Linked DNA regions of Homo sapiens: region 1 is linked to region 2. Evidence: chromatin loops called from intact Hi-C (ENCODE). Cell type or tissue: gastrocnemius medialis. All regions are shown on one strand. Links, peaks and the distances in the headings refer to the core of each region. The heading gives the core; the rest is flanking DNA.

What was found. Peaks named below come from ENCODE experiments on the same cell type or tissue, not always from the same donor. Only the 100,000 strongest peaks of a DNase experiment are listed, where the experiment ranks them.
Region 1: a loop joins it to region 2, with 2.3 times the contacts of the local background. A loop is called at or near these places in 22 of 110 quality-filtered maps.

Annotation. Positions count from the first base shown.
Region 1 is chr3:115,153,540-115,156,465 of GRCh38, reverse strand. No RefSeq gene overlaps it. Among named protein-coding and RNA genes, the nearest start is that of ZBTB20, 7.7 kb to the right of the region's middle. In gastrocnemius medialis, for the core only: no CTCF peak of the experiment used is centred there; no DNase peak of the experiment used is centred there.
Region 2 is chr3:114,361,861-114,364,786 of GRCh38, reverse strand. The region is part of intron 10 of ZBTB20 (zinc finger and BTB domain containing 20); the gene reads left to right. The region is part of intron 4 of ZBTB20-AS1 (ZBTB20 antisense RNA 1); the gene reads right to left. Among named protein-coding and RNA genes, the nearest start is that of ZBTB20-AS1, 12 kb to the right of the region's middle. In gastrocnemius medialis, for the core only: a CTCF peak has its summit at 1,807; no DNase peak of the experiment used is centred there; H3K27ac peaks cover 2,155 bases.

The DNA.
Region 1 (2,926 bases), core at 101-2,600, 790 kb before region 2:
TGCATTTCCAGCAGGTTAGGCATTCTTAGTCACAGGATGAGATAGAAGGCCGGCACATGATACAGGTCACAAAGACCGCATTGATAAAACAGGATGCAGTAAAGAAGCCAGCCAAAACCTGCCAAATCCCAGATGATAATGAAAGTGACCTCCGGTCATCCTCACTGCTCATTATGTTAATTATAATGTATTAGCATGCTAAAAGACACTCTGGCCAGCACTATGACACTTTACAAATGTCATGGTAATGTCTGAAAGATATCATATATGTTCTAACCCTCAGTTCCAGGAAATCCCTGCCCCTTTCCTGGGAAACTCATAAATAATCCACCCCTTGTTTAGCATATAATAAAGAAATAACCATAAAAATGGCCACCAGTAGCCCCTGGGGGATATTCTATGAAGCAGCAGCCCTTCTTTTATTCCTTTATTTTCTTAATACACTTGCTTTCACTTTATTCTGTGAACGCACCTGAATTCTTTCTTGCATAAAATCCAATAACCCTCTTTCGAGTCTGGATCAGGACACCTTTCTAGTAAAATAACCAGTACAAGTGCTTACTTCTCACATACTTTCTTACTTACATACTTACTACTTCTTATATACTTTCAGTAATATTAGTTTTTCAATAAAATCCTTGGACATTTTTAAAACTCTGGGCTCCAAAACCAGTCTTCCGACTTATAATTCATCAGTACTGGCCAAAATAACAAACGTGTATGGATCCAGTGAATATTTTCCATTCAAAATGACAGCGCTGCAGCCTCACAATTTTGAATATTATTTGCAAAGAGTATAATCTATGAAAGCTTGGAGGAAATAGTAAAATTAGAAGGCAAGGGAAATATTTTTCATGGTGACCTTGTTTTAAAACTGGAAGGATACCTTTTTTCAATTTTGGGGGGTTTATGATCTCTCTAAATATGCCAATAAAACCAAGTTAAACATAATATACTTGTATATTCTTAAACCAACAAATTTATTGTATACCTGCAAAAGGTGTTATAAATAGTCATCATATATATTTTCTCAAAATGTCGAATCCTCAAACTTAAAAGTTTATTATTATTTTCCTTTGTAGCTTCAGTATTTTCCAAAGATTTTTATGAGGATGGTTATTTAAATTTGGATCTCAGGAAGGCAACCTGTTTTGAAACTTTCAGTGTCCTTGGCATTTAGAATATCATTCACCCAGGGGCATTTCACAAACCTGGAAACACTGAAATTCTAAGATGTTGAAAAAACACTGGAGTTACTAAAAGAGATTTTAAACAAATCTTCTCTGGAGATTTAACACAGAGCAGGTTAATTTTCTGCACACATCATCTTGGGTATACAGTTTGCAAAAAGGAACTAGTCTCTTAAATTTCCTTTATGTTTTCCCCTACCAGGTGGTGATGTTTAGTATTTCTTTAACTAGAGGCATGATCTGCTTTTGACATGGGTTGGAAAGTTAGTGACCTCTGTCATAATGTAGATCCACATTCTTAAAAACAAAACAAGTTAGCAAAGGTCTTTTTGCTCCTTTCTGTCAATTACAAATAGACAAAAATAAATAAATCAATAAAATAGCTCTTTGTTAGAGAAAGGGCTTACTGCAGGGAGACAAAGAAGGACCTTGGTGGAGTTCATTGCTTTTCCTCTAACCCTAGCTTCCTGGCTGAAATTTTTGACGAGAATTTTCCATTCATGTGTGAGAAATATGTAATAAATCTTTGATAAATGGAGCTCTTTCCACGCTGAAACTTGTAGCATGACTTTGAAAAATTGTGGCCTGCTTTCTTAAAAGCATATAGTAATGTACAAATACTATTTGCCATCCCTGCTTCATCCACACCAACCCTCAAAGACGTACACATTAAGAAAAAGTCCAGAAATCCTTCAGTTACAGAAATTCAGTAGTTCAGTCCTTGGGTTATAGAATTGCAATATAAGAAAGATATACCCAAGGATTGTTGTTAAGACGTAGGGACTTGTGTCTAGAAAATTAAGTCCAATTTAAAAAATGATGGCCCGGTATTCCTTGGGCTTTTTGAGAGTGTAATAATAAGAGTGGTAACAGGCCTTCCGTGGTACGCTGAATAATAGCCCTCTCCCTCAAAAGATGTCAACATTTGAATCCTTGGAACCTGTGAATGTGTTACATGCTAAAAGGGACTGTGCAGATGTGAATAAGTTAAGGATCTTGAAATGGGGAAAATATCCTGGATTATCCAGGCGGGCCTAATGTAATCACAAGGATCTTCATAACAGAGAAGCAGGAGCGTTAGAGTCAAAGAAATTGATGAACTAACACACCAGACAGATAAGCGCTTTTCCTGGGTAAGCTGAATTTTTCAACTACTTTTTTCCCTGGGGGAGTATCTGTTGAGTCTGTGCAGGGACTGAGGGTAAGGCTTGCCATAAACAGAGGGACTCCAATAGCATAAAGAGGAACAAGTGAAACTTTTGATGCTTGTGTGATCTGGAACAAAGGCTCAAATTCATAAGTGGCAAGAGTAGAAGGACCACTCAGCTGAACCTAGCCCAAACTACTAACTTGGATAATCAGGAACATATAAAATGGCTGTTGTTTTGGAGTGGTTTGGAGTGCAGCAATAGATAAGGTACAAAATTTGAAAATTCCCCAAATGTAGGAATAGGATTCAGATGCATGTAGCTAAAACATCAAAAGCCAAACAACACAAAATTGTTGCAAATACAATTATATAAACAAGTACAAAAATAAAATAATCTGCTCACAAGGAAATATAGTACTGTTATAGACACCAATTATGGTCACTTTTTAAAAAGTGATTTATAACTAAAATAACTATGCAGATTTTATATAAATAAATTTGACAATCTAGAAAAAAAGGAATATGTTTCTAAGAAAAATTAAATGATTAAAAGGACTCAGAAAGAGATTGAAAATTACGGTGACCA
Region 2 (2,926 bases), core at 292-2,791:
CAGTTGGATAATACTATAAAAGCAAGGAATTTAAGGATCTTTAGAAGAAATGAGACACTTTTCCATACACTCTGAGCATATTGTGAGCCTTTAGTATAATCTCAGGGTGAAAGTGACCTGGCTATTGTGTATTGCTGTAGACGTAACTGTTGATTAAGTGTTAGAGATTGCTGTACTAGAGGCATGCATGGTGGTCCTTTAAAAACAGAAAAGGCTGTTAAGCTCAGCTAGTAAGACAATCGAACATATCTGAACGGCAGAGAATAGCTCATAGAGCTTCCTAGCTTCCCTGATGTTGTTTGCATAAATTGTTGGGGGATGTTTGTTTGTTTGTTTGAGACAGAGTCTCACTCTGTTGCCTAGGCTGGAGTGCAGTGGCATGATCTCAGCTCACTGCAACCTCCGCCTCCAGGGTTCAAATTATTCTCCTGCCTTAGCCTCCTGAGTAGCTCGAATTATAGGCATGCGCCACCATGCCCAGCTAATTTTGTATTTTTAGAAGAGACGAGGTTTCACCATGTTGGCTAGGCTGGTCTCAAACTCCTAAACTCAAGTGATCCACCTACCTCAGCCTCCCAAAGTGCTGGGATTGCAGGTGTGAGCCAACATGCCTGGTCAAATTGTTGGTTTTGACACAAAATCATATTGATAATTTATGTACTGAAATAACATGCCAGAGAATAGTAATTAAGCTGGGGATGTATGCTAGTGAAAAAAAAAATATTACAGTGAAGTTTATTTTGGGAAAGGATTAGCTAATTGGCTAGGCATGACATTTGAAGGCCATGTACTGTTATGTATTCAATAGTAGGCCTGTATCTTGAATTGGAGGAAGGCTGAAATTTCTTTTTGCAAGGGAAGAACCTCATCAGCGATGTATATAAGTATAAATTTAGAGACAATGACAATCCTAGAAATGCAAAATACCACTTTAGGGAGCAGTAAGTGATTGCTGAGCAGTGTGTCAGACTCAGTGTCTGAGAGCAGCAAATCAGAACATATTTGTTGGCTGTGTGAGCTCTGGCCTTGACTACTGTCTTCCAGCAGGAACAAGTCATATACAACTGTGACTCAGCCTCAATTAGAATACTAGTAATGCCCTAAATCTATCTCATGTACAGTTTCTCTTCCTAGGAACCTTGTGTGCCTCATATTCTATTTGTCCCTACAACATCCCTGTGAAGCATACACACCTTTGTTTTACAGGTGGGATAACAGGTCCATAAAGGAATAGTTTAATTCTTTGTCTTCAAATGTGAAATGATTGATAATCAGTATACTGACCCAGCTCATTGTAATGTTTTTCACATTATTTCAGGTTTCCTAGGCAAAGGACATATTTTATCTTCTCATTATTATTTTTAATTAGTTTTCAGAAAAGGTGAGATAAAAACAGAATCTAACAAATATCCCATAGAGATATTTGGTGTTCTCTTTTCTTTCAAGAATAAATTAAGACCTTCTCTGCTCCTCTCTGCTGGCTCTCTCGGCAGATAGTCAAAATCCCATGCCAATTTTCAAATGAATAAGGGATCATTCTAATAGCTGATCACAGTCCCCTCTGTTGAGGAAACAGCCTTTAAAATTCATGTCTGGACCCTGAATAAGTTACTCTTGGTTATAAACTTTTAACAGTTTGACCTGAAGGTTTTTAAACTGTACTAATATATAACCTGCTTGTGAGTTCAGCAATAAATTTATCCCCAGTATGTGAAGGGCCAAAGAGAAAACTAGTGTCTTTTATTCTCTCCAGTGACCTTCACTAAATATTGCATATTTACTTTGTAAATGAGGACACCCAGTGGCCACCAAGAGAAAATATTCTAAACAATCCTTGACACTACTGTTAATGTACATATAAATACCCTGTTATCAATGCTGATTGATAGATATTTCTGTAACATCTGTTACCAAGCAGGTTAGCTTCCCTAACATAGGCAAAAGTGATCGGAGTTTGGCCTGATCATTTTTCTATCACATCATAGATTGGTCATCTCTTCTTATTTTTTATTACAAAGTATGGCTTAGCTTTGGGTTCCACTGAATCCTCTGTTGACAGGGGGACCCAGTGAGCTGTCTCTCTGGGGAAATGGAATCAGGGAGACAGAGACAGCATGGCATGTATCAGAAATCATAAATGAATGAGCAGAGTTTGTGGGCAACTCAGTGAACACATAAAACAATTGCTTGGACTTTAAATTCTATTGAAAATAGAACTGTGGGTAGGTAGGGAAATAAAGGACAAGAAGAAGAGCATTACACAGAACTTCAGGGGCAAAAAAGCCCTGTCAGGACCATATCACATAGACATATCTCAGAGTAAATGTGCGCCCTGAGGTTCCCACTTGTTTGTGAAGTGTAGCGAAGAGCTGACCAAACAAGCACTCACATAGAACCCACACATTATAAAGAAACATGCTGGGCACAATGAGGGATCCAGTTACATATTTGTAGTTGTCATTGTAGTTGTGGTTATAACAAGACAAGATACTAGCCTTTGGGAGGCTTTGAGTCTTAGAGAGATAAGACAGACACAAATGAAAAAAGAAACAATAATATATTGGTAAGAACTAACTTAGGTGCTACATGTATAGGAAGTTCAGGTGAACTTCCCCAACACTCCTCAACATTCAGGTACAAAAAAATTCCCGTATTTTTCTAAAGAAAATTAAACCTGAGGCCCCTGTCACCAAATTCGCAAGAAATACAGACAAGTTTTGGGGCTCCCTTCTCATCCCTAGATTGGTACAAGACTCATTAAATCTAAGTCCTTAGTCCATGATGGTCTCCAACATTGACATTGCTTGACCACCCCACAAAGATGCCATTGAGCCTCGTCCTTCTGACTGCCAGCACTACTGCACTAGCTGGGTTTACAGATGCCCTCCACAGTGGTCCTTGCTGTTGACCATTGGCCCAGCCCCCA